Linked DNA regions of Homo sapiens: regions 1, 2, 3, 5, 6 and 7 are each linked to region 4. Evidence: chromatin loops called from intact Hi-C (ENCODE). Cell type or tissue: heart right ventricle. All regions are shown on one strand.

The links. Peaks named below come from ENCODE experiments on the same cell type or tissue, not always from the same donor. Only the 100,000 strongest peaks of a DNase experiment are listed, where the experiment ranks them.
Region 1: it touches region 4 in a loop (4-fold over the local background); 7 of 110 quality-filtered maps call a loop at or near these places.
Region 2: a loop joins it to region 4, with 5 times the contacts of the local background. A loop is called at or near these places in 35 of 110 quality-filtered maps.
Region 3: a loop joins it to region 4, with 14 times the contacts of the local background. A loop is called at or near these places in 88 of 110 quality-filtered maps.
Region 5: it touches region 4 in a loop (4-fold over the local background); 31 of 110 quality-filtered maps call a loop at or near these places.
Region 6: a loop joins it to region 4, with 2.3 times the contacts of the local background. A loop is called at or near these places in 10 of 110 quality-filtered maps.
Region 7: it touches region 4 in a loop (2.2-fold over the local background); 6 of 110 quality-filtered maps call a loop at or near these places.

Annotation. Positions count from the first base shown.
Region 1 is chr4:85,490,138-85,494,137 of GRCh38, forward strand. All of the region lies in intron 1 of ARHGAP24 (Rho GTPase activating protein 24), which reads left to right. Among named protein-coding and RNA genes, the nearest start is that of ARHGAP24, 17 kb to the left of the region's middle. In heart right ventricle, no CTCF peak of the experiment used is centred here; no DNase peak of the experiment used is centred here; H3K27ac peaks cover 2,144 bases.
Region 2 is chr4:85,967,098-85,971,097 of GRCh38, forward strand. All of the region lies in intron 5 of ARHGAP24 (Rho GTPase activating protein 24), which reads left to right. Among named protein-coding and RNA genes, the nearest start is that of MAPK10-AS1, 150 kb to the right of the region's middle. In heart right ventricle, a CTCF peak has its summit at 2,087 (motif pointing left); no DNase peak of the experiment used is centred here; H3K27ac peaks cover 1,057 bases.
Region 3 is chr4:85,145,216-85,149,215 of GRCh38, forward strand. No RefSeq gene overlaps it. Among named protein-coding and RNA genes, the nearest start is that of WDFY3, 180 kb to the left of the region's middle. In heart right ventricle, a CTCF peak has its summit at 2,438 (motif pointing right); a DNase peak (open chromatin) is centred at 2,516; H3K4me3 peaks cover 1,005 bases; H3K27ac peaks cover 1,110 bases.
Region 4 is chr4:85,745,629-85,749,628 of GRCh38, forward strand. All of the region lies in intron 3 of ARHGAP24 (Rho GTPase activating protein 24), which reads left to right. Among named protein-coding and RNA genes, the nearest start is that of MIR4451, 25 kb to the left of the region's middle. In heart right ventricle, CTCF peaks have their summits at 2,449 (motif pointing left) and 2,650; a DNase peak (open chromatin) is centred at 2,457.
Region 5 is chr4:85,472,751-85,476,750 of GRCh38, forward strand. ARHGAP24 (Rho GTPase activating protein 24) reads left to right here and starts at 2,400. Exons shown (of 10, transcript NM_001025616.3): 1 at 2,400-2,809. In heart right ventricle, a CTCF peak has its summit at 2,180; DNase peaks (open chromatin) are centred at 2,321 and 3,051; H3K4me3 peaks cover 2,033 bases; H3K27ac peaks cover 1,662 bases.
Region 6 is chr4:85,593,127-85,597,126 of GRCh38, forward strand. The region is part of intron 2 of ARHGAP24 (Rho GTPase activating protein 24); the gene reads left to right. Among named protein-coding and RNA genes, the nearest start is that of ARHGAP24, 120 kb to the left of the region's middle. In heart right ventricle, no CTCF peak of the experiment used is centred here; no DNase peak of the experiment used is centred here; H3K27ac peaks cover 2,254 bases.
Region 7 is chr4:85,657,058-85,661,057 of GRCh38, forward strand. The region is part of intron 2 of ARHGAP24 (Rho GTPase activating protein 24); the gene reads left to right. It overlaps LOC105377319 (a long non-coding RNA gene), which reads left to right. Exons shown (of 3, transcript XR_938955.4): 3 at 1,991-2,404. Among named protein-coding and RNA genes, the nearest start is that of MIR4451, 63 kb to the right of the region's middle. In heart right ventricle, a CTCF peak has its summit at 2,210; no DNase peak of the experiment used is centred here; H3K27ac peaks cover 1,989 bases.

The DNA.
Region 1 (4,000 bases), 260 kb before region 4:
ATATATATGTCATGTTAAGGTAGAATGTGATAAAATTACTGGTGATATTTTGTATTAGCCTGAGATATGCTGAATTACAGTTGGTGATGCTTTTTGTCAAGGTAGTTAGGGAACAGGTCTAGTGATTGCTTACAAGATTAGAGATTGATTCCTGATACCAATGTTGACCCATAAATTGTAGCTAGAACAATTTAAGACTGTGTTTACAGGCTTGGAGGCAGTCAGCAGAGGCCTCTGGTTCATAGGAACCAGGTTATATTTTGCCTTAAATCTGAGCTTTGCTTTGAAATAAAGATATTAGATGCTTTTTCTTGAGTTGGTAGTTCTTTTGCTTTGCAATTTCCTGGTATTCCATTGTTAAATTACAATTCTCTTTAGAATTCATTCACACATGAACCAGTTTACCCTTTCTGAATTTCGTGCCATAATTGATTTTAATAAGAGGCAGGGAAGCATCATTATTGTCTGACCATTAAGAATTATAGTTAAACAATCAAGCCATGGAACATTTGTTTGGGAGCTTTGAGGAAGGTTTTAATTAGCCCTAGCTCTTATTAGAATGATGCATTTACCTCTTGCAGGTCTATGAATTTAGCACTTTTTGTTTGTGGTGAATTAGTGGCCAGTGACTAGTATTTGATGGAATCAAAAAGATTTGTTATTTTGCCCCAAAACAGAGCTTGTATGACCAGACATTATAAAAGCCTTGATAATTGTAGAATTTATTAATAAAAATTTTCCCCACAGGGACCACTCAATATAATTCCAAATATCTCAGATTTTTCTCATCTTCATATGTTTATTCCAACACAAATGCTTCTTTCTGCAAACTCCTATTTGCCTTTGCTTAATATAATAGGTTTGTTTAGTTTTACATTCTCCTGTTATTTAAGCAAGATTGAATCTTTTTTTCCACCTGCAATTGGTATTTATAAGGGTCATACAAAACTTGTTACTTTAGGTTGATCAATTACCTTATTATCTTGTTTTGTCCCCTTGGAGGTTATGACAAAATGGTGCATAATACCAAATGTCTTGTAATTCATCACATAAAAATAATGTAATTTTAAGTTGATAACTTTTTCATAATTAATGATTGGTTTTAGATCATAATTTTTTAGCTTATTGATGGCTAATGTGGTACATTCTTCCATTTAAAGTAAGCCCTTAAGAAAAATAACAATTTTGTTATCTCTCATTTCCTCTGCTAATTTTTGTGTTTAACTTTAAATATCAAATTCAGAAATATAATTATAAAAATAAGTAACAGAAACTGTTCTATTCTGGTATTAATTGCCACTTACTGTTCTTGGACTTTTTCAATTATTTTAATTAATAAATCAGCTAGGCTGTATTTCAACTTGGACATTATCCAGAAATCACCTTGGGTCTGTTTAACACACACACACACACAGCTGTGTGGAAACCAGGCTGGAGGGAGCAATTATGCTGAGTAGGAGTCCCAAGAGGGGTTCTGTGTGCACTAGGTACTTCCTGGGGACTTGGAACTGATGGTTTTTATCTAGGCTGTTGCCCTGAATCTATACTTGTTTCTTAGCCCAAGGAGGGCTCTGGCCAGAGTACTGTCAACCAAGTGTCTTGTGATGAGAACCTCTAATGCCTCTGGGTGTCTGGAGTGCTATCTCATTGAATTAGCCTCAAGTTGAACTCCCTTAGAAGTTTCAGCTGCTTCATGTTCTGAATTCTAATGAATTTGAAACTATACTGAGCAGGTGACAGCTGTGAGTGAGGGACCACATCACCAGCTTATTTACTTTTATTCTAATTCAAAGTGATAGGCCCCTTCCTCTTTGAAGTTAAATGTCTTGTTTCTATTCTTTCTCTAACCACTTTTTTGTCTTTTGTCTTTCTTCCATTTTGGTTCTTTTTATTTCCTCTCTCTCTTCCTCGCCATTCCCTCTTCCTCCCGTATTTCCTCCCTCTTCCCTCCTCCCTCCTTCCCTCCCTTCCTTCCTTCTTCTGTTCTTTGCCTTTTCTCTTTATTACCCTAGAACCTTGTCATATCAGTTTCCTCTAAGGACCAAACTTTCTTATGATCTTTTTCTTCCTCTATTCCTTCTTCTTATTATTACTGGTCATGGTGTTTATTGGCCCTCTTTCTTCTTCAGTTACACATTTCCAGGATGTGCTATCCTGGTCGATATCTTCGTTTCTTTTGGACTCCAAAGCCATGGACTAAATATTTCACTTTAATTGTTCAAAACTGCTTGAATGAACTGTTGTATAATTATTATTAGCTCCTCCTTTCTACTCCTATCCTCATAAAGCTTTTATGGAAATGTAAAACCAGATAAGCAGCTGGTTTGATAAATATTACTGTGATAATGGATTCAAAAAAGCCTATATTTAAAGAGTCAGTCTGCTCTAACATTCACTAACAGTGCCAAGCCACTTAAAACATTTTTTTAAATGGGGATAATTGCCAAACGGGATAACATGGCTGAAAACATTTCATGTTACAAATGATACTTATTGCTACTGAGATTTACTATCAAAGAGAGTCACTATTCAGTGTCACAGGACATTTCAAAATCTATATTTTATTTTTTTAACTTTTTATTTCAAAATAATTTGAAACATAAAAAATTGCAAAATGTATTCCCATATAACCTTTTCTAAATGTTAGCATTTTAGAGTTATCAAAACCAGAAAATTAACACTGATAAAATACTATTAACTAATCTGTAGTTGTTATTCAAATTTCATCAGTTATCTCACCAATGTCCTTTTTCTAGAGTAAGAGACAAACCGAAATCATACACAACATTTATTTGTCATGTCTCTTAGTTTCCTCCAATCTGGGTAGTCTTTCCGTATCTTACGAGATCTTGACACTTTTGAAGTCTAGTGACCAGGTATTTTGGAGAATGTCTCTCACTTTGTGTTCTGATAATAAAAGTCAGGTTGTACATTTTTGGCAAGAGTACCATAGAATTAGGGCTGTCCCCTTCTCAGTGCATCATATCAGGAAGCGCATGATGTCAATTTGTCTAAATACTACTGATGTTAACTCCAATTATTCATTCTAGGCTGGCCAGGTTTCTCTACTATAAAGTTGCTAGTTTACTTTCTGTAACTAATAAGCATTATGTGGAGAGATACTATGTAAATGACCAGTTTTTTCTATCATACTTTCAGCTATGAATTTTGTACTCATTGATCATTCTTGCCTGAAACAGTTGTCACTATGGTGTTTGCCAAATGGCGATTTTCTATCTTCATAATTCCTTCTACCATTATTAGTTAAAATTCTTCTACGCGGAAGTTTTCCCTTACCCCCCACTTACTTACTTTCAATTATTTATGTATATCAGTATGGACTCGTGGGTATCTGTTTCATTCTGTGAGCTATAATCCATTACAACTGATATTTATTTTGTTGCTCAAATTGTCCACATTTGACCATTGGAAGCCCTTTAAGTTGGCTCTTGTGCCCTTTCTTCATATCACCATCATTTTTGAACATTCTTCTTTTCTGGTACCACAAGACACTCTAGGCTCTTCTTGTACTCCATTTGATCCAGCCCATGAGTCAATCATTTTCTAAAGACACCAGATTTCTGTTATTAAAGAATAGAATTTAGAAACCAAAAATCTGGGTGTTACTTGTGCTTATTCACAAAAGAACGTATCTCCTTTTTTCTACAGTCTATTTACTTATTTGCTTAAATCTTCCATACACATAAAGTACTTTCAGAATTGTTCATCCATACTTCTGTGAAAAATATTTACTAACAAGAGTACAATATTTAGCCTTAGAATATAGGGTCAAAACGCTTTATTTCCTAAGTTACTTTTCTTCTCTTCCTCATCGTGAAAAATTTTGTGCTTTGACCTACAAGGAAAACTATGGTGACTTCATGTTGACCTGAATATTTACATACTTAAGTGAGTTGTCTACAAATCAAGGTTGTATTTTTTAATAGACTGATTTTAATACTTGCTTTGTTGTTGATATGAAAATGAAGCCTCATATTTC
Region 2 (4,000 bases), 220 kb after region 4:
CTCCTTTATCCTTGTTCAGATTAATAAGAGGCCTATGTTGCACCTAGATGATAAGTAGGACAGATAATTTCCAGGAAATATAAAGAACATTCTTCAGTTCACATACCTAGCAGAAACTCAGCAGTTAGAATATACAGAAAGTGTTACGAAGTAGAAGAAAATGAGGCATGGTGTGGAAAAGTGTTGGTGATCAGTTAGAAATATAAACTCAAACGAAGAATAAATGTTGTTCATTTATTTTTCACCTAGCATTTAGCATGAGGCTGTGCACATCATAGGTGTTCAGGAACTACTTGTTGAGTGAATGATTGATCCCAGAATGATCAAAGTAGACCTATCAGAATATAAAATTAAGTCAATCATAGGAAGCCTCATGTAATTCTCCCTTTAAGTTTGTAAAAAAGCAATAACCAGGAGGAAACACGATTCAGACGTAAAGTCCAAGTACAATATAAGAACCAAACTTATATGTTGCTCAGTTAAGGGACATATGCTACAAAGCTCCTCCTGGTCTGATAGCTCTTTCACTCAGATCTTTGGGCCTATCTTGTGCTGCCTTTTTCCTACCACTGGATATAATGTGCTTGATTATGTATCTTACCTTCTGAAAAGACTCTACTACCAGCTGAGTGAAAGGGACTTGAGTCTGTATAATGACTTTACGTTAGCAAATAGTTTTGAACTTCTACCTGTTAAAAGACAGAATTACAACAAATCTAGTTTAGTAGATCTTCATTGGCTTTTTTTGTGATTCTAGAATCTAACAGCAGTTTGGGCCAAAATGGTTCAGAATGTTCCACCCTACCACATGTGCAGGTTATATTTACAGGCAGAGAAAAAGAAGTTACCTACAGAAAACAGAAGCGAGGTACAGAGACAGCCCCATTACATGGCATGCATCTCATACATGGTTTGAACAGCTGCCTGTGATTGGCTGAAACTCAGCTATTTGTTCCTAGTTAGGTTTTCACTTTGTTTTTGGTACTGAGTTAGGTTGCAGTTAGGAGCTTGTAGGGAGGACTCCTTGGGCCAGTTTCAATTTTATTTAACATACCAAAGAGCATGACTCTACAGCATCTCGTATCTCAGTGATTAGCCAAAAAGAATTTTTGTCTGTGCAGTTTCCTGTTAAAGTACCCTAAATGGGGTTAATAGCATAACCTACTCATTGGCCTTCAGTGAGGCCTTGATGTTTGCAGATGTGTTGTTGTTATTAGGTGAAGGATTTTTATTCTCCATTGTACATAGACTTTTGCCACAGTGCAGTCACTTCACTTCACTTTGGTGAAGACTGAAATGTATTTCTCTGAGACAAAGATGGCACTTTCTTTTAGGCACATTGGGCAATTAACACATATTATTGATATCTAATTAATTGGTTAAACATATTGAAGTAAATATTAATTTGGCAAAGTAGTGGATTTTCAATAGGAGATAGAAGGCTAGAGAGTATGATTGACAGGGTTGCTATTTTATAGACTGAACATACAAAGATATTTTTCAGAGAAACGCCAGACTTCCCCATTGCAATAGGTAGCCTGCTGACAATTAGGACATGTGACTGAGAACCTCTTGAGGTGAATCAGAACTGGAAAAATATATTAGATTCTATCCAGAAATGATTATTTTCTTCGGTGAGAAAGGACAAAGCAAAAATGAAAACTCTAGAAAAATGCAGAACTCTCTATCTCTACTGAGTAGCCTAAGTTTAATAAAGCCCCAAAAAGAGAGTCATAAATTTTTAAATCTTAGCCTTTAAGCAAAAAGTTAATAACCTTTGTTAATCAAAAAATATATATATAATTGTTCATTTTTTCTTCATCATTTCTATATAATTAGCTGTGTGCATATATACTATAATGCTAGAAAGCTCTTATAATGTATCACTTCTGGGAAGGAATAAAATAATCATCCCACTCCACCTTTCTTACCTTGATTCATGGCTCAAATATTTCTATTCTTGGAACATTACTGCAGCTTTGGTGCTAAGAAAATTGCTGGTAGAGGAAGAATGATTCTGCGGCCCTTCATCCTTCACAATTTTTACACCATCCCATTGTCTAACTTTGCAATCTCGCCATCTAGTGTTCAAAGTTTCTCAATACCATAGTTTATAAAATGCTTCACTTCATTAAAAGCAAAACAGTAAAGTGCTAAGCAAGTTACCTTAAAAACAGTGTGTTTGGGAATAGTCAATGTAATAAATAGATCATCAATGAAACTTTACAGCAGATTTCTTGTTAAATGTGTTTCTTGTTTATCATTATTGTCTCATTTATTTATTGTATTTATTCATAAATATTTGATAGCTTCTGTTTATATAGTCATGCAAATTATACATAACATACTCTGTATATTGAAATATATACTTATTTATTTTATATTTTATTTTTATATTCTTTTCTTTCTGTACTACCTATGGCTAATTGTCATTGACTCTGAAGGCAAACAAATCTGAGTCATGATGGTAGATTGGGTTAGAGTGGAATCAAAAGGAAATACTTTACTGGAATATTTGACTGCTATGCATATCCTTCCCCAAGCTGTGGTTTTTTTACTACTAATGACTGTCCCTTCATGGGGCAGATATAGCAAGAAAAACACAGAAGGCTTTGATGCACATGAAATACGGTGGTTTGTCAGAAAACAAACAAAAATACTAGTGTCTTCCTTGTCTTACCATTGAGACTATTTTAGGTCTGTCTTTTCAAACAATTTTTTGGAATTTAGTTTTAGGAATTAATGAGGATTGCAGTTTTGAAGATGACCTGGGAACACGATTTTTATTTTCTTTACAAGGTTTTAAGATGACCTCTTCTATAGTGTTTATCAGTTCAGAATTTTAGAAAGAAAAACATATATTTATTTAATTATCAAGAAAATAAAATTAGCTAGTTAAAACAAGCCCTTTCAGATAACTTCCATCATTTTAACATCTATAAAACAGTTGACACTATGCCTGCTCTGAGAGACCCCAATGTCAAAATGGAAAACCTCAGTCCTTACCCTGAAGGAGGTGAAGTCCTATGGTCCATGAGGTTGCTGCCTACAGCTCAGACCTTACCCACTTCCACTCTGGGCTCTGACCTTCTTAGCCTTTGTCAATTCTGCAAGGACAGGAGGCTTCCTCCCACTTGAGGCTGTTTTTCTCCCTTGCTTTGATCAGAAATGCCTTCTGTCCTTACACACCCTTCGGATCTTGGCTCCAACATCATTTTCTCAGAGAAGACCTCCAAACCCTGTCTTGTTATTAGATAGTATGCAATAATTTTCCTTATTTCCACTCACCTTATTTTGTAATCACATACTTGTCTTATTATCAGCTTAGTATCTGCAGCCTTGACTAGGGTACAAGTAGTGAGCAGGCTAGAATAATGCCTCTTTTATTTAAACCCCTGAGGTCCTAGCCCAGGGGTTTCTATAATACCCATTAGGAGTAGATGTGCAGTAAATATTTGATGGAATCAGCCCATGGGCCCAAAATTGAGAGCTGAGAAGCCCATTGTCTCAGCTCATATAATTTCATACAGTTGGCTCTGCTTCCATGCCACCGCTGGGATAAGAGAATATTCACTGAGGCAGGAAACCCCAGTGCCTGCCTCCCAACTTCTCAGAGCACACCTCTCTGGGGACATGTCATTTCCTGCAGCACAGCTTGGGAGTGAGGTAAAGAATTCCCTGAGTTGTTCACTACTACTCTTCCCGGTTCCAGGAATCAACTCTCCTTTCAGACTTTTGCTTATTCTCCCCTGAAATACAAAAACAAAACAACTTCCCACACACAAATTAAAACTCTATTCTTGCTGTCTTTACTATCATCCATCTTCATGGATTAACAGGAAATATAAGATACAGAAGACAAAATATAAATTAATATTTTAGTAAGTTATCTTGCCACTCACACTCAGAAGAGGATACAAATAAATTATTCAAGTTATGTAAAGGACGTTAAGTTTTCATTGTTTATTTTTATAGCATTTCTCTTCTTTTCTAGAACATT
Region 3 (4,000 bases), 600 kb before region 4:
CTTAATTGTTTCTAACTTTCTCATAACATTTCTCTTAACTTTTAGTTTCCAAGAGTGAAGGTATGGTTGAACATACTCTTTTTCTAAATTATTTTTCCACTCTTCTGTAAGAGGATTATGCTTCCTGGCTCTGTTGATATCAGATTTGGTCAAATGACTTGCTAGGCCAATGAAATGTGAGTGGAGGTAACATGGACTACTTTCTGATAGAAGCTTTAAGAACCATCATGTAGTTCTCTCATTATTCTCCTTCCTCTGCCATGTGATAAAAATAAGGGCTGCTGCTTCAGTTTGGGTACCAGGATGAAGAAGACTTTCAGTGTGAATTAATGTGAATTGAGGCTGACAGGCATTAATGAGAAATAATAAATAAAAATAGACAGCTCAGATTTGGGGGTCATTTGTTATAGCAATGTATTAGTTGACTAATACAAAGGAACATGCTAGTTTCATAAGCAGTGGGGCTGTGTATGATGGCTCACACCTGTAATCCCAGCACTTTGGCAGGCCAAAGCAGGAGGATTGCTTGAGGCCAGTTCAAGATCAGCCTGGGCAATATAGTGAGATCCCATCACTAAAAAATTTTTAAACAATTAGCCAGGCAACATGTCTGTAGTCCCAGCTACTTGAGGGGCTGAGGTGGCAAGATTGCTAGAAAAAAGAGGCAACAGGATGGACTGTTGGCATAAGAAAGAGAAAAGAGCATGTATTTTGGAGTAAGGTAGATCTGGGTTTGATCAAGCTTTGAATTCCACTAGTTGTGAATACTTGGGCTAGTTATTAAACTATTTATACCTCACTTTTTTAATCTGTGAAATGAGGGATAAGCCTACAATAAACTTATTAAGTTTGCTGTGAAGATTAAATGAGATCATCGCATTAATGTAATTCTTATTGTTGTAACCAATAGTCAAATGCAAAACTATATAATAACTCAAAATTTATGGAAGTTTACTTCTTACCTAAACTACAAAACAGATGCTCTTAATTGTCAGGTACATTTATTCCAAACAGTGACTCAGAGACGAAGCTGCCTCTTTCCATCTTGTGGCTCTGCTGTCTGCAGTATGTGGCTTCCAAGGTTGCCTGTGGGATATATCCATTCCAGTCATCCAGAAGGGCAAAAGAACATGAAAGATCCTGAAAGGGAGGTTTGTCATGGGCGATGCATGGAAGTGGTACACATTGCTTTTGCTCACAGTACTGGATTCTGATTAGAATCCCGTTACATGGTCATACTTGAGTCAATGTTGGCTGTAAATGTAGTCTGGCTATGTGCTTAATAAGAAGAGGAAATGGTTGGTGAACAGTTAGCAGTCTCTGCCATAGTGATATATGTAAAGGGCATAGACTACTAACTAGCACCTGGCAGATACTTAATAAATATTCTTTTCTGTTTGTGTCTCTAAGTTCCTTCAAACCTTATGTAAATATCAAAAGTGTTTATTTGCTGGGATCAGACAAATGACATTTAAAATGGAATATATACATTTTGAAGCCATAAAAAATATATACTTTTTAGCTCAGGGGTCTTCCTTGGTATTCACACAGCACTTGCTTTGTGCAAAGGTCTTGGATCACTGGCAATCAAAACTAGAGTTCCTAGAGGCATTCAATGAATGTCTGTTGAATGCCTACCTGAACAAATATACCTCTCTCGATTTTAATAAAATACCATGACTGAGCCAGGGGGAACTAAACTGGCTTCCTAGAGACTATTGCCTTGCTGTCTAAGAATCGGTATTTAACTTTTACTTACTATGGGAAATGGTTGTATTTATAACCCAAACTTAAATTAAAATTTTAACTAAGTGTTAGCTAAAATTTTCCAGTTAATTTCATTGTTATTGAATTATTTCTTTGGATTTATACTTTGAGGCTGGATACATGTAAAAACTATTGATAATTTCTGCTTGTTGAAATCAGGCTTGTGAGAGTTCTTGCAAATTTATAAAGATATGTTTGAATCTTAGTTTTTCTTATTCTCTTAGGCAACTCATACTACACATATGGGCCTCGACTATTTAATCAATAAAACCAGATGAGGATAAAGACTAGGTTATATACTCATAGTGAATTTTAAATGGGGTAAAGAATGTAAAACAATGAATACATTTTCTGGCATGTAGTAAATACTCAGTAAATGGTAATTTTCTATTAATATTAATAGCAATAATGATAGTAATAGCACCATAATACTAATAATGGAAAAATAATAAACTATTATCAGGGAAGGGCATATTTTTCTCAGAGGCACACTGTAGATGTGCAATAGGATGATTAACCATCTTTGCCTCCCTAGAACAACACAGAACAAGGTTGGAATATGCTTCCCGTTATGCCAAGGGCAAGGTTTTGTTCTCACCTGAGTGTTTTGACACTGCATAATTTGATAGTAAACAAATTATGTCACGTTTGGCGTGTACTCCTTCATATTTTTGAAAAGCCACTAGAGGGTGCTACTTTGCTAGAAAAATACAAGTACTTCCTTACAGTAACATTTTCAGTCTGCAGCCGCGACGTCTGATGTTAGGGACTAGAACTGAGATCTCTGCTGTGAGTATCCGGATACAATTTATTCATTTTCTTTCGCTTATGTAGGAAGTAAATAGGAATAGCTTAGGTAAGCTACAAAAGTTGATTCAAATAAAATCCTAGTCTTTTATTTCAGTAAAGGTTCATACCCATTCTATTAGGAAAAAATTGTCAATATTTCTTACTAAACAAAATTGTGAGGGTAAATGACTTTCTTATGAGATATAAGCTGGCTTTAATACGTGTGCTGTGTTTTTGCTAGACTTCTGTTGTTTTAAGTTTGGTATAAGGATATTATTCTGTCTTTGGTAGTTTTTAATTATAAGGGTTAGTGAAAATGAAGATCATTTTGTATGATTTTGCTCTCTGAAAAATAATGTTTCAGTGAATCAAAGGTCACAAATATATTCAGGTGGCTGAGGTGCAGGTAAACTAAGCCTGTGACCTTCCTTTTTGTTACTCTGAGTGTAAAGTAAATGTTATGTTGGTGAGAGGTTGTGTTAAGCGTCAACCTCAATTATGAATAACGGCCTTTAGTCTATAGCTCATACTCAATGGCAAGTGCATCTTTGTGGAGGCAATTATCTAAGGATGAAACATAGTCAGCATGGGTCGAGTCAAAATATTTCTGCAAATTAACCATTGTCTTTTCAGCTGACCATGAGGTAATGAGATGAAAGAAGATTGTCAGTAGTTGAGTGAGAGGAATAAATATATGGGAGACATAAAGAATCCTAGTTGTGTAATAGATGTGAATTATACAAAACCTGGATGTTCTCATTTTTGATCCCTGATAGAAGAGTTAGCTTCCTGAGAGATTTTTGTCCTACTACGTATTACTTCAAAAATATAAGAGTTGGGGAAAAGGGTTTCTGATTTGTCTTCCCTTAGTGAAAGGAACACTAAAAAGTTTCAGACAAAATTATCTGAAAGAGTCTAGCTCCTCAAGTCTTTTGAGTTTCCTCTACCCTAGGTAACTAATCAAGTCTGGGTTGTACTTGATGATTAAACAAGAATTTGGTCACTGGGGTGGTGCATGGGGTGTGTGTGTGTGGTGTGTGTATTTCACACACTCACATATGTCTAATTACAACTTTAAGAAGTCATGTCAGAGAGTATCTTTTTATTCTCTGTCTTACCCTACTTTAATTTTCGGTGTTAATTCAGCGTTTATAGCTTGTTTGTATGATTATCTTTAGGAGCAGTTTTGTAAGTTAGGTAGTTATTGGTGGTGGGAGAAGGGGAGGAGTCAGTATATTCCGATTTTTTTCACTGTTGTTATGTTTTTCAACTCCATACTTTAAATCTTGTACAGATAATTTGAGACTGGCAACATTTAAGTGGCTCTAAAACACACAAAAAATTTCCATCTATCTTTTTTCATTAATGTAGATCATGTCTTTCTGTTTATTTAACTCCACTTTGGGATATAAATGAAATCAAACGGGGTTATATCCTTGTCCAT
Region 4 (4,000 bases):
TACATCCTGTGTACCTACTTGCATACTACACAGTATGAAAGACATAAAAAGTGAATAAAACATAGTCCTTGAACTTGTGAATAATCTCATAATAATCTAATGGGCTACAGATTACCAAACTAAGTGTAATACATAGAAGAATGTTCTTCATGCTAAATAAAGTCCTGGAGAAGTTTGTTGGAGGGAAAATTTCTATTACGTGGCAAGAATCTATAAGTTTCCAAGTTCTGCAGATTATTCTAATGCCTAGCCTGGCTCTGCAGCATGATGCTAGGTACTATGATTCCAAAACCCAGTGCCTTCCCCTGTAGCCTGACAGTCCAGTGGACTAAGAAAATAGGCATGCCAGCAATTGAACACATTTACTGTTAAAGGCAATTTGATGTAAGTTAAAGTCAAGTCGGGGTAGGTTTTTATTTGTTTTGTTTTGTTCTCATATAATTCTATAGATTTCCTAGGAGTCGTGAAGGAGGAAGTAGTGAACACAGTAATATAGATACCTGCTTTTTTCACTGTGTACTTTTCCCAAGTGGGAAAGAAAGGGCAAGCTAGGGAATTGGGGCTAAATTCCTCCTTAGCGATATGATGCCCAGTTTCCAGGAATGGATAGGCAGGGCTGGGAATCTGCTTCCTTGTTAAGAATCATTTAGTGTTGCAAATATTAAAATTGTGCTATGCAGCCCTCCTTCTTTTGAGTATCTGACTGATTCTTCATGACTTCTTCATTTTCTATTTTTCTACAAACTTATCCATCCTGTAAGCCCAGCTCCTCTACCAGCAAACCTCAAAATAACCAACTCCAAAATACTTAATTTCAAGAGAAGCATTTTTTCTTATACTAGTTCTTGTGTTTGTTGTATTTCCTTTGTATGATTTCATTTTTTTTTAACATTCATGTCATACCCTAACCTCTATTGTGATGTCCTTGGAGGCAGGGGCTATATTTTGTGCCTGCATGTATCTTTTAACCACACGCCTGAACAGGAGAGGCACTCAGGTTGTTTGATTGGCTTGTTTGTTTTGTTGTGTTTTGTTTTTTTTAGATGGAGTCTCACACTGTCACCCAGGCTGGAGTGCAGTTGTGCGATCTCGGCTCACTACAACCTTCACCTCCCAGGTTCAAGTGATTCTTCTTGCCTCAGCCTCCCAAGTAGCTGGGATTACAGGTGCCTGCCACCATGCCTGGCTAATTTTTTTTGTATTTTTAGTAGAGACGGGGTTTCACTATGTTGGGCAGGATGGTCTCGATCTCCTGACCTCGTGATCTGCCCGCCTCAGCCTCCCAAAGTGCTGGGATTTCAGGAGTGAGCCACCGCACCCAGCCTGATTGGCCTGTTTTAATGGGAAACCATTAATACAGGACTTCAGGGATCTTATTTGTATATAACTAAACCATGGCTGGGACATCACTGCCAGTCAGTACAAATGCATATGAGAGTAGCTGCTTCTTTCTTTTAAAACCATTATAAACAGCACTAGAAACATTTTCTCCTACTTTTCAGGAAATGCCTGGAGCAACATGAGCAAAGCTAACTTTTAAAATAAGCTCTTTCATTTTTTGCTTTTTAAATCTCCTATCATCAGTTTACGTTTCACTTATGTTTTAAAATGTGATCATATTAAAATATCTTTAGAGTAGAAAGTATCTTGTATAGCTTTTGAAAAAAATCCTTTTTTGGGAGGTAATCTTGTTAGATATCTTTTGTATTTTATTTAGCAAAAAAAAGCACTAAGCACAAATAAAAACAAAATTGAACCGCCTACAATATGGCATTAAAATAGCTGAAAATTGAGGCCGGGGGCGGTGGCTCACACCTGTAATCCCAGCACTTTGGGAGGCCGAGGTGGGCGGATCACGAGGTCAGGAGATCGAGACCATCCTGGCTAACGCGGTGAAACCCCGTCTCTACTAAAAATACAAAAAATTAGCCGGGCGTAGTGGCGGGCGCCTGTAGTCCCAGCTACTCGGGAGGCTGAGGCAGGAGAATGGCGTGAACCCGGGAAGCGGAGCTTGCAGTGAGCCGAGATTGTGCCACTGCACTCCAGCCTGGGCTACAGAGCTAGACTCTGTCTAAAACAAAAACAAACAAACAAACAAACAAGCAAAAGCTGAAAATTGAATATCTGCTCTTTACATTTAGATTCTGAAATAGAATAATTTGTAATTTTTTAAAATATATTTTAAAATCATTAAGGACAGAACCTAAATCATCAGGACAGAACATTTTATAAAAATGGTGCTGTGAATAAGTAAAGAAGATTTGGAGGGGACAATGTTTTAAAATTTTGTGAGTGACTTTAAAAATAAGAGCGACAAACCAGGTATCCTTTAAAACCAATTAGACTTTTAACCTAGCAGCTTATATCTGTTCATGCCTAGATTGTTTGGCTGTGTGGAAGTAGTTTCTTAGTTGACAGATACAAAATACACAGCAATACTGCCCTCTACAGGTTCCCTGTAAGGCAGGCACTTGTCTTGCAAGTTTTTAAAAGAACCCTAACCTAGAGGAAAGACTTCAAGTGCTTTTGGCTTTGATGTCTTTAACACCAGTGAGCAACCTGGCCATCCCCTACCTCTATGCATGTTGACCACCTACTCCAAACAAATTACACAATCCTCCTTGTTTCTCCGAGCATATGGTATTAATAGCTCTTAAAAGATTTTTACTCTGAGGTCCAGTAGAAATCCGTAACTCCCTTTCTCATACATATGCCATGCTGGGGTTAAGAAAATATTCTGATAGGCCAGAAAGATAGTTAAATATACAAAATCTGGTGAATTTGTTCAAGATTGAAAGCAGTGATACTGCTTTATAGTCACATCTTTTATTTGTAGTACAGAAAGTAATTGTAGATTAAACTCAGTTGTTCCTGATAACAAAAACTTAAACTTAGAAAGAATATATGATCCAGACAAAATTAACAGCCAAGTATTTGGACGTTTAAATAAAATGGGAGTATTTTTAAATTGTGGATATATGAGAGACACAGTAAGAAACTGATATATGATGCAATATATGCAAACTTTGAAAAAAGATTTACATAAAAATAAAAATGCCAAGAGAAAGAAATATGTTTTATCTCCCAAGTATGATGCAGAAAGACAGTATTTCCTGTGCATAAGAGCAAAATTAGAATGGGTTCAAGTCTCAGTGTTGTTCTATACTGTGGAACTTTGGCAGGTACTCAAAGAAAACTTGCCACAAAGCCTCAGGATCAGCCTGAACACTTTACTTGACAGTCTCTGACACAGTGTTTCTCTCCGGCTCTTGTCCTCATGTATCCTGGCACATCTGCATCATTCCTGTTTCTTGTCAGGCTGTCTCTCCCTCAACGTGGCAGAATACGGTCACCAACAACTCTAAAGATGTTACACCTCTAGTCATACAGGCATACCGGATGGCTTTTTCTTAGCTCTTACCCCAAATTTCTGGGAACAGGACTCCAGCCCAACATGAAATTGAGCATGAAGTGCTCTATTGTGACTAATCAGCTATGGCATCAGGATAGGGACTTGCAGAAGACACACAAATCTAATATGTTGTCTTTTTCTCATTTGCCGAAGGTAGATTCTAGGAATTCCTTCAACTCTTGCTCTACAAGCAGTCTCCAGTTTACTAAGCTTTACATTCAAATAGTTGCTTCTTAGTTGTTGATTGGAATTCAGAAAACATTTCCTGTGCCAACTATGTTATTCCATATTGTTATGTCCTTAGAAGAGTCTCACTCCATTGCGAACAAACAAAAATTTTAAAAAGCTAGACTTCTATATGTCTGAAAAATTATTACCAGTTGATATAGGAGTCATAGAAACCACCCACCAAAGATTTTTCAGGACTGCTCTATTCTCAGACAATCTTGTCGGATTGTCAAACTAGGCATGCCTCTTTATTGTTTGAAAACTACAACCCCCACAGATACAGTTTTTTGTTATTGTTGTTGTTGTTTGTTTTGTTTTTTGAGATGGAGTTTCACTCTTGTTGCCCAGGCTGGAGTGCAG
Region 5 (4,000 bases), 270 kb before region 4:
CTGGGTTTTGTAGAGTTTGTTTGAAGCACACCTTTAACTCAGAATTGAGGTTGACTGATAAAACTCAGCTTTAAGTAACCCTCTGGGCAAGTTCTGAGCAGAGATCCAGTGAGCTGAATGTCAGGCACCACCTCCCTGGAGTCTGTATCAGTCACATCAGCATTCTCCTCTGATTAGAATCAGGTTTCAAGGGTCTTGTTCAAGAGTTTATTCTCTCCTTTAAAGATGCCACAATACGTATAAGGAATGTCTCTTGGTCCCAACTAATCTACAATAAGAGAGGAGCAGTATAGTCAGAGGCCAGAAAACAACGCAGTTTCTAGTTCAGGTTATATTCTCTTGGAACAGACTCCTTGCTGAGGGGCTTCTAGAAAAGGAATGCAATGGTCCACCTCTTTCTAAGTAGGAGGGGAAGAAGGGGCTTGTATTGGTGGATATAACTCCTTTCCTATCCTCTCAACTGTCTAATCCCCAAGTGACAACCATCCTCTCCTTCTGTTGTACTTTCTAGCTTAAGATAATCACATATATCACACACACCAATGAAGTGCTATCAGTTGGAAAGGGTGGAGACAGAACCAGAAGATGGGAAGGAAAAGGCCTTGAACACAGCCTGTGTGTGTATTAGAGGTGTGTCTTAATCTTTTGGACTAGGGACTACCCAGTAACCACCCTGAGTTCAGTTTTGTATCACTTTGAGACTAAACTGCTGTGGTAATATTTGTTAGACCCTGAAATAAATTACTGACATGACAGTTTCCTTGTTTTTTTAAATGTCCCCATCTTGAATCATAATTATTGGTACTTGTCTTCCTGAGGCTTTTGAGTCCATCAAATGTGTGCAAATTTCATTTGGGTTAATGTTATTTTCCAGCTTTCATCTGAAACTGCCCATCAGCATTCACCTGCTAGGGTGTTGCTAGAACATGTAAGGCCATGTGGGTTGATGAAGGTAATTTATTCCCACCAATTGGAAAATAAGCTACATTACTTCTAGCTTAGGAATTCCATACATATTTTTAAAATGAAATATGAAACGCAATTTTTTCCCCACACAAATTAATTTGATTCATTAAAGGGCTGAGAATTCTCCCACCAGAAAATCAAGTTTATAGTAGGACCTCAGCATGGGATGGGGTAGATTCGTTTCTCCAAGAACTTGGAGAAAGAGGACAAAAAGGAAAAACATATCAGTGTCCACTCAGCCTTTTATTTTTGGTGTTTCTAAAACTAAACATTTGCTCTTCTTCCATATCCCTCTCTCACTGGAGATCCCTAGTGAGGACACCCCCATTCTGTGTCTTAAGGATATCTGGTGATGATTTCTAAAAGAGAGTTTCTTTTATTAGTAGTAGCAGTAGTAATTGTTCGAGACGGGGGTGTCACTCCGTCACCTAGGCTGGAGTGCGCTGGCACAATTATAGCTCACTGCAGCCTTGACCTCCTGGGCTCAAGGGATTTTCCCGCTTCAGCCTCCTGAGTAGCTGGGACTACAGACATACGCCGCCACGCCCAACTTTTTTTTTATTTTTTTAATTTTTTTTTTATAGAGACAGGAGTCTCATTATGTTGCCAATTTTGGTCTGAAACCCCTGGGCTCAAGCGATCCTCCTGCCTCAGCCTTCCAAAGTGCTAGGATTGCATGACTGATCCACTGTAAGTGGGTTTCTAAAACAGAGATCTTTACAAAGCTTTTTGAAATAATTTGACTCAGCATGCCAGGTAACCAGAACTGTAAGATCACAATTTGAAACAGACATTGTGGTGATGGTGGGAAGAGACGGCCTGCATCAAAACAATGTTTACTAGTTTGTCCTTTTGTCCCATATTGTGTAACTCCGAGAGTTCTTACACCACCGTAAGAAAGTAATTATACTTTGAATTTCTCTAAGGCTCTAGTTAGAGAGCATCCATCTAAATGTGCATTTCCAGGAATATTGCTTTAATGGCCCAGGTAATTCTAATTGGAGAAATAAAATGTTAGCGAGACAGAGTTGGTAGAAGCAAGTAAAACCGGTGTATGGGGTTTGGCCAATGAAATGCAGAGCTCCTTGAGGGCAGGAGACATGTATTCACCAACCTTCTCGCGCCCACAGCCCCAGATCTGTGGCCAACAAGTATCTATGATGCACTTGAAAGGAACGAGCGATGCCAGATGCGGAGGAACCAGGCAGGGCGCATTCTGTCAGTGGCGCCAGGCGGTGTAGCTCCAGCTCTCAGATAACCCAGGCTTTGGGAGGGCGGGGCTCCTGCCGGCCTCCCCTGTAGTGCGGCTCGAGTCCTGTGAAGCTACCAGTTGCCAAATGAAATCTGAAACCTCGAGCTGTGTCTGAGGGTTGGCCCCACTCAGTTGTTCCAGCCTCTTGTACTGTATATTTACACATTCACACACAATCACCCTTTCTAACTTCTGGGACTCTTTGCGCAACTGCTAGGATTTCTCAAGTGCATGTGGCAACACAGCCCAGCTCCGGGTGGAAACCAGCAGGGCTCTGGAGGGGCTCGGAGACCAGGGGAGCTGTCAAGGCTGCGGCGGGGACCAGAGAGGAGCCTGGCGGGGGTGGCTGGGTGGCTGGGGGAATCCCCCCAACTTCCCATCGCAGGCGCAGCTCTCTCGGCCGCCTATTTCCTCCGAAACCCGCGCTGCGGAGCAGCCCAGTGCATAGAGTTCAACACTTCCCCTTGTTGTGGAAAGTAAAGGAGCCTCACTACCACCTTTTTTTCTTTGCGTTTTCTTACTGCTGGTCCTGGGAGCCTTTTCCTTCGGAGCAGCAGCCCTGTCCGGCATCTGTCTTGAGCTCCCAGCAAGGTAGGTGATGCGGTCGCGAGGAAGTGCGCGGAGCTACCGCGGGAAGGACGGACGCGGCTGCCTGCGCCAGGGGAGGGGGCTGCGGGGGGCGGGGAGGGGGCTGCGGGGGGCGGGGAGGGGGCTGCGGGGGGCGGGGAGGGGGCTGCGGGGGGCGGGGAGGGGGCTGCGGGGGGCGGGGAGGGATCGCAGGAATCCCGTGCTGATGTAGCCTGTCTGTGTTTGTGTGTGTGTGTGCGCGCGCGCGCATGTTTGTGCCGGGAGACAGCAAGCTGGTAGTATGTCTTTCTGGCTTTAAAAATAGATGGAATTAATAAAAACCCTTTGTACAATTCAATTTCCTCTCTTGGTATCCATCCTCCCCTTCCCCTTGTTTGTTTCCTCTAGTATCTTATAGGAGTTCCCTATGTAACAGGCGCACAAAGATAGGTTTTAATAATAAGCATATATATTTGCAAAAATATATATTTTATATGTATAAAATATGTTTTAAAATATTTATAAATATATTACATATTAGAAATATATATTATAAAATATATACATATATTTGTAAACACAAAACGTTAGGGAATCTTTGGTGAATTTGAAGCCACTCAAAAGATTTTGTCCAAATGTTTTTAAAAATAACATTTAATGATAAACATGTAATATGGTCTCGTTTTTAGAAAATACTTAAGACTACATTTATTTTATACGTACCCAAATAGAAGGGAGACAATGTTACTCTGAATTCCTTAGATAGATTTTCAGCATCAACCAGTAATAGGGAGCCCAGACTTCTTTGTAGACTATATCTCGTTTAATTCATTTGAATTAAACAAGTAATTTCTCCAAGTAATTTCTGTTTCCAGCACATTTTATGTTACTCTTTTTTTAACCTTCCACGGCATCATTGTTTCATCTCTTTCTAAAAAGGAAATAAATAAATCGTGCTGAGTATTTGGAATATAAAAGTTGTTAAGGCTTTGCTTATACATAAATACATAAATAAAACAATATGTGTTGCTATGTCTACTAAGTAAGACAAATTCATTGGAATCCAGGGATATTTGCAGTAGAGTTTAAGAGCTTTACTCAGTTACTGAGTAGAAGATGTACAGACGGATTAAATACAAACAATCTGTCCCCAGTTCCAATTAGAACTCAAAACCAATCCTTCAGGGCAAAAATGGATGACGCTATTGAACTGGG
Region 6 (4,000 bases), 150 kb before region 4:
GTCTTTTGGATAAAAGCCAATTTAACTGGTGAGATGATATCTCATTGTAGTTTTGATTTGTACTTCTCTGATGATCAATGATGTTGAGCACCTTTTCATATAACTGTTTGCCATTTGTATGTCTTCTTTTGGGAAATGCCTATTCAGGTATTTTTTGCCTGCATTTTAATTGGATTATTAGATTTTTCTCTATTGAGTTATTTGAGCTGCTTATATATTCTGGTTATTAACCCCTTGTCAGATAAGTGGTTTGCAAATATTTTCCCCCATTCTGTGGGTTGTCTCTTCACTTTGTTGATTGTATCCTTTGCTGTTCAGAAGCCTTTCAACTTGATGTGACCCCATTTGTCCATTGTTGTTTTGGTTGCCTATCCTTGTGGGATACTACTCAAGAATTATTTGCCCAGTCCAATGTCCTGGAGAGTTTCCCCAATACTTCTTTTAGTAGTTTCATAGTTTGAAGTCTTATACTTAAATCCTAATCCATTTTGATTTGATTTGTATACGGTGAGATATGGGGGTCCAGTTTCATTATTTTGCATATGAATATCCAATTTTCCCAGAATGATTTATTGAAGAGACTGTCCTTTCCCCAATGTATGTTCTCAACACCTTTGTCAAAAAGGAGCTCACTGTTGATGTGTGGATTTGTTTATGGGTTCTTTATTCTGTTACACTGGTCTATATGTCTGCTTTTATGCCAGTACTATGCTCTCTTAGTTACAATAGCTTTGTGGTATAATTTGAAGTCAGGTTATGTGATTCTTCCAGTTTTGTTCTTTGTGCTCAGAATAGCTTTGGCTATTCCGGGTCTTTTGTGATTCTGTATAAATTTGGGGATTTTTTTTCTATTTCTGTGAAGAATGTCATTGGTATTTTTATAGGGATTGCATTGAATCTGTAGATTGCTTTGGGTAGTATGGACATTTTAGCGATTTTGATTCTTCCATTCTGTGAATATGGGATCTTTCCTTTTTTTAATATCCTCTTTCATTTCTTTCAGCAGTATTTTATAGTTTTTATTGTAGAAATCTTTCACTTTTTTGCTTAAGTTAATTCATAGGTATTTTATTTTATTTATAACTATTGTAAATAGGCTTAATTTCTTGATTTCTTTTTCTGATTTTTCACTATTGGCATACAGAAACAGAACTGATTTTTGTTTGTTGATTTTGTATCCTGCACCTTTACTGAATTTGTTTATTAGTTCTGATAGTTTTTTGGTGGAGTCTTTGTTTCTCCAAACATAAGAGCATATCATCTATAAACAAGGATAATTTGACTTCTTCCTTTCCAATTTGGTCGCCCCTTATTTCTTTCTCTTGTCTGATCGCTGTAACTAGGACTTCCAGAACTTTGAAATCCTTCACAACATAGCATTCTATTTGACTGCAAAAACTTGGTCAAAGTTAGAAGGAGAGATGATACCTATCTGCCATCACAATATTATATTCAAAAGCCATTGAATTGCCTTCTAATTAGTATAAAAAAAGGGAATCTTACTTTCTGTCCATCTCTTTTGAATCAAGGAATAAAAACACTAAGAGTGCCTCAGAAAGCAATAGTGACTTATTCTTTCTACAGTATGTGGCACAAGGAGTCTTTTGTAGCCCCATAAAAATCACCTACATTATTTTGCTAGTTCATTCACCAATGTCTTTAAATTTAAAAACAAAAATAACTAAAATATTGTTTAAAATTTATCTAACTACGTATGAGGTGAAAAAGAGACTAGACAAAACCCAATTTTTTCTTCAATGTTTCTGCATGTAGGGAAGTAATGTAGTCTATTTAGAAAAATGAATTTAAGTACAGTGACTCAACCAACAAACATTGCAATCCTATTCACTTTCTCCTCTTTTTTTTTTTGTAACAGTCTTGCTCTCTTCCCTTCACCATATTGCTATTCTACATCCATGCTTACCCCAGCCTACTTTCCCTTTTCTCCCAGGCTTGGATAAATAATGTAACCTATGAATTGAACAGACTTTTCACAATGTGAGAACTTCCCTCCAATCCAATAACTCAGTATATATTGAACTAATAAACCAAACATGGTAAGAGAACAACCTCTTTCTCAGGTTGATGGAACATATCAGGCATTGGAAAGTTCCTTTCCATGCAGAGACCCAGTAGAAGTTCCTGTCGGAAATGAGTATCTCTTGGCAGACCAAGGGTACATTCTGTTTGTTTTGCGCTCAGTTCGTTTTGTTCCTAGAAAGTGATAACATAAAGCACTCAACTATAAACAAGTCAGGTGGTATTTATAGTTATCTGGTAGGCATGAGGCAAAGTGGCAAACTTCCTTTAAAGAACCAAGCCAAGCTTACCTATGTTGAAATTCATGGTCTAATTTCTCGCTGAACTTCAGTGTGTAGCATTTGCTCATAAATGCAAAATATCTCTACCGAATTACAAAATCAGTTCCTTCTTTTCCTTTGAGGATTATGTAAAAGACTTTAGGGAACATAATGGAAAGATGCTGTTAGATAACCAGGATGGGTGAAGAAATACAAATAAGACTTATGAAACAAGTATAAGATAAGAAGGGGGAAAATGAAAACAAGCTTCCCAGGATGATTTCAGGGAGACTGACGTAATGACAAAAAAATCCCAAAGATAGGTGTAGCATGTGAATTATATGAATTATATAAACTATATTCACTTCCTAAGGAGTCTGATAACTAATGCTAGGTATGGTTATCACCATAAGACTGGCTCTATTTGATTGGTCATACTATAGTAATTAGCAAAATGTTAGGGTTGACTTTGTAATGATGATCTAAAAGATAACATAAAAGTCCCTTGGTCTGATTTATTGCTAAGAACTGACTCTGCTCCAATCTCCAGCTCCTATCTGCATGCCAATGCCTAGGATGCATGTAGATACGTTCATCAGGGAGCTGATGACATGTTACTTAAAAGGAAATATTATTTTGCACATGAAAATGATTTTTCTTACCTATCTAGTATTGTTACTGGTAACCCAGCAAAGCTTTTTGGTATAAACAGAATGGAATATGATGAGTAGAAACCAAATAATGCTTGGAAATGTGCTTTAGTTTTCTTTGAAGAAAATAGCAATGCAGTTTTATGAGTCCAGTTTTATCTCAAGGATTTCTACATACTTTGCTATCTTTTATGCTTTGGGGAATGGAGCCAGAATTGTGCCAGCATTGAAGGTCAAACATGAAGTGGAGAGTGGGCAGCCAAAGAGATCAGCAGTCAAGGTCTGAGCTTTATAATATAGCAGTTGTTCAAAAACAACTCATGTGTGTGACATTTCCCAGTTTTTGCTTTGTCTGCCATAAAAAGTGTTGTTGTTCCAGTGATGTTTGTGTAAGTGCTGGATGAGGTAAGAGAAGAGAAAAGAGATGGAGCCTTCTCAGGGGTTCAAGGAATTCTTTTCTGGCTTAGCTTGAGATGCCAGTGGTTATGAAAAGGCAGTTAAAATCCTGTATGTGTTTTCTTCCCATAATCTTAATTGTCTCCCAGTTTTAAGACCAGCTTTTCTGAAACACAAAATGGCAAATCCAAGGGACTGAAATCCTGCATACTCTTCTGAAATACAAATGGAATAATATTTGTATATAAAACAGTTCAACATAATATCCATAATTTTCCCTAGGTGTTCTAAAAAAAGAAGCTATTACATCATTTGATAACTAGATTTTTTTACTACACAATTAGGAGTATGGGATCCAATTTCAAGTTTACCATTACTGTTTTTCAACGTTATTCAAAATGTCCATATTTTGTTTCATTATTTAACTAGATATCATAATATTTTAAGTCCAAATATATTTTTAAAAAAAATTACTTTAAAAACATATAAATCCATCGTTTGTAAACAAAAAGAAGATATCCACATTAAAGGAACAATAAGTAACAGATTCATGCAGTGTACTCAGTCTGTCACTGAAAAATGCTGTTTCTTCAAAAGCAAAGATTTCAGTTTTCATTATTATCCTTAGTATTTCAACATATACTTTCTGTAGAC
Region 7 (4,000 bases), 89 kb before region 4:
ATTTTCTATTGACTGAAACAAGGAAATAATTTTTGTCTCGTTTTTATTTTATTCTCATTGTTTTCAGACATAAGAATTGATGGATTTTGTTTTCTCCTTAGCCTTATTTTATTTTTTCTGGGCTATAAATTTCTTCATCTCCCCAAGCCTTAACTTTTGTGGCTGTACAATTGGGAGAAGAATTTCTTGGAACTTATTAGAATTGTGTTTTAATAATGTGCTATCTGCCAAACACACTGAAACCTTTGGATGAAAGTTAATGTATTCTGAATGGTCTACTTTGTTCTTCCCTTTTAGTTTCATAACTAAAGTTTGAACCTTTAGTTTCATAACTTAAAGTTTCATAACTTTAAGAAGGATTTTTTTTCAAATACAAGAGAAAAATTTTCTTCCTCTTTTAACCTGTCTCAGAACTTGTGAGCTGAAATTAACAGAAAATCTTTAATATCTAGCCAGCAATGACACTTGACTGTGTTTCTAAAGGAATAGAGAGGGAAAATGGTCAAAACAGAGTAGTTTCTAGAAAACTTCGTGTCAGCTTGCTCTCCCATGGAGACAGGGTATTAGGCAAATTAATAACTTTATCCTCCAGGCACTTTTGCAAGGGAATAACATTTTCATTTGTTTGGCAAAATGCAAACATTGCCGGGGTAGATGATAACTACAAAATAAAAATTTTATGAAATGCCACAACTCCAATTATTGTTATTATTTTGAGACAGGGTCTCATTCTGTCAGCCAGGCTGGAGTGCAGCGGCACTATCTCAGCTCACTGCAAACTCTGCCTCCCGGGTTCAAGTGATTCTTTCACCTCAGCCTCCCGAATAGCTGGGGCCACAGGTGCGTGCCACCATGCCTAGCTAATTTTTGTATTTTTAGTGGAGATGAAGTTTTGCCATGTTGGCCAGGCTGGTCTCAAATTCCTGGCCTCAAGTGATCTGCCCCCCTCGGCTTCCCAAGATGCTGGGATTACAGGAGTCAGCCATTGTGCCCGGCCTCCAGTTATTTAATTATTCTTCATTTACAATTGCATTCTCATTGGTCAATTTGTTAAGACCTTTTTTTCAGTCTGACAAAAGAAGGAACAAACTCTTTTTCTCTCCATTAATGTTGAATAAAGTATCTATAAACTACATTTTCAATAATTAGAAGAGCTAAAATCATCACATTTGGGACCCTGGGATCTGCCTTCCCACTTCATTTTTTCTCTGTAATCAATGCAAAATTATTCAATTTAAAGGAATATGTAGCGGATCATTTTTGGAAATTTATTACTTTAGACCCTGAGACAAACCTTTTTTCATAAAAACCAATTAAAAGAGCTTCTCAGAATTTTTTTTAACCTTTTGCTTAAAAAATTGCTCTAGTAAAAAGTGCTATTTTTAACCTGTTGTTTGTGGTACAAAGTAGAAATATTTTCATAAATATTATTTGATCTCCAGCTTCTTATACTGAAATTCTGCTCTGACTGTAGGATCAAGTACACAGTAAGCACTCAATAAATACTTGCTTTGCTTTGATCATCTGAATGTAAAAGTATCTTTTATGTGGGGCTGAATTAGGTCTAGCCAACATTTAGACTAATTTTACCACGACTGTCTTCATAGTAATATTAGCGTGTTTTCACACAGTATAGTCATGAATATGGACCATGGGGAATCACTCAAGCCATTTTTTCTCACTTTTAGAGTAGTTTATAATGTGTTGATAGTATGTCTGGCTGGTTTGTTGGGAATAGGATGTACATGGCCAAATGTGGAAGCAAGGAGACAGGATAGGGGTCCTTGGAGTAATCCAGAATTTGAATCAAGCAGCTTGGGTCAAGGTGAGAGCAGCAGAGGTATAAGAAGTTCTTGTATTTTCAGTCTGTTCTGAAGCAGAGCTGATAGGATTTGCTGAGAGATTTATGTGGGATGTGACAGAGAGAGAGCCAAGTCCGTAGTAACTCTGAGACAGTGCCTCTTAACTGAAGGTGATTTTTCTCTCCCAGGAATATTTGACAACGTCTGGAGACAGTGTCTGGCTTGTCACAGTTGGGGAAGATACCACAGATATCTCGTGGGTAGAAGCCGGGGTGCAGTTAAATATCCTATGAAGCATATAATGCTGTTCTCTACAACAAAGAATTGTCTGACGTTGCTGAAGTTAAGAAACTCTGGACCAAGGTTTTTGGCCTGAACAGAGGAAAGAATGATGCTACCAGTAACAGAATGAGGGCGCTGCTAGTGCAGTATAGTTTGCAAAAAGGAAACCAGAGTTCTGTCTTTTTGAAGTGCCTATCAGATTTTCAAGGCCAATGTCAAATATTACAATATCATAAAGTAAAAATAAGATTAAAGTTTATCTGTTGTTAAATTAATGTTTAAATAATTCCTTTAGAAATTAAATTTCTATAAAATGGAAATTGTGTCTCAAAATATTCCTGTGTTATCTACAAGGCCTAACATAGCTTCTGGTATTTCAACATATATAAAAAAGTATGAATATAGCGGCCATATTAATGTTCTCCTCCCTAGTTCTATTACACTATTTGGAATGATATAATTTTAGTCTTAGAAATAGAAAATTATCTCCCTTCATTTTGATGAACACATTATATAATTAAAGTACACATAAGGGTTGTAATTACTATGTTTCCTAATATATTATAGTTCTTTCATCTCCTCAGTCTGCTTTTTGTGAAGAGGACTTTTTCAGGGTAGAAGAATGACTCAGTAATGAGAAAAAGGGGAAATTATGTTAAGTCTTTCTTCTTTTCATTCCTCCCCTATTCTGGATCCAGGGGTAGTACCACACACTTCCCCAAGCAGCATTTCTGATAACTTAGAATATCCTTATGAAGCCATCTCTAAAAAAATAATAGGTTTCTTTCCATTCGTTCTCTGAAATAGCCTCCTTTAAGTCTAGAGTGCCTGCAGCTGAACAAGCAGCTACCAGTGCAGTAGGACTTGTTGCTAGGGGGAGTTGCCCTTATCACTTCTCATCTAAACTCGGTGGGTTATGTGGAAAAAACGGCATGTGCTTAACTTCAGATTTTAAAGTCTTTTAACTTTGCAGTTGAGTGCCTTCAATTGAATTTCTTAATTAACTTTTAAGTTATGACTGTCTCTTATTCCCTCCTTACCTATATTGAAGGAGCCAATCAGTAAATACCTAAGTCCTGCCTGCCCGCCGTGAAGCAAGGAAAATGTACTTGCTAATGATTGAATTAATTCTCACACTTTAGTTAATATTGACCAATATTTCTTGGATTTTATTTCCAAAATGACTTTCTTTTTTTCTTGAAATACTGTTTTAAAAGTAGCTTTAAAATGTATCCTCCATGTAAGTATAACAAAACAGAGTGATTTATTCACAGCTACTTGTTTCAATAATGCAGATGTTCAGGGCTACAGTACTCAAATAGTGAGACTCAGGGAAGGGAGAGGAATTGGCTGAATTAATTTAAAAGAAAATCTGGCCGAGCACTGTGGATCACACCTGTAATCCCAGCACTTTGGGAGGCTGAGGCAGGTGGATCACGAGGTCAGGAGTTTGAGACCATCCTGGACAACATGGTGAAAGCCCATCTCTACTAAAAATGCAGAAATTAGCTGGGCATGGTGGCACATGCCTGTAATCCCAGCTACTCAGGAGGCTGAGGCAGGAGAATCCCTTGACCCAGGGAGTAGGAGGTTGCAGTGAGCTGAGATCGCGCCACAGCACTCTAGCCTGGTGACAGAGAGAGACTCCGTCTCAAAAAAAAAAAAAAAAAAAAAAATCTGTAGATGGGGATTGTTTAGAGAGCTGCTGGTAGACATAACCTTTCATTATTTTTAGAGTTTCAATTTGTAGCCGATTTGGTATTTTGAGACTTTCAGTTCATCTTCACTTACACCACTTTCATTAAAACTTCAGAAACAGAAATAGCCACAGGCAAACACTTTGAAGCATGCATCTTCCTTTTCTTATTTCTTACTAAGATATCTAAATTCAGACATTTGACCAGTAACATTGCAAA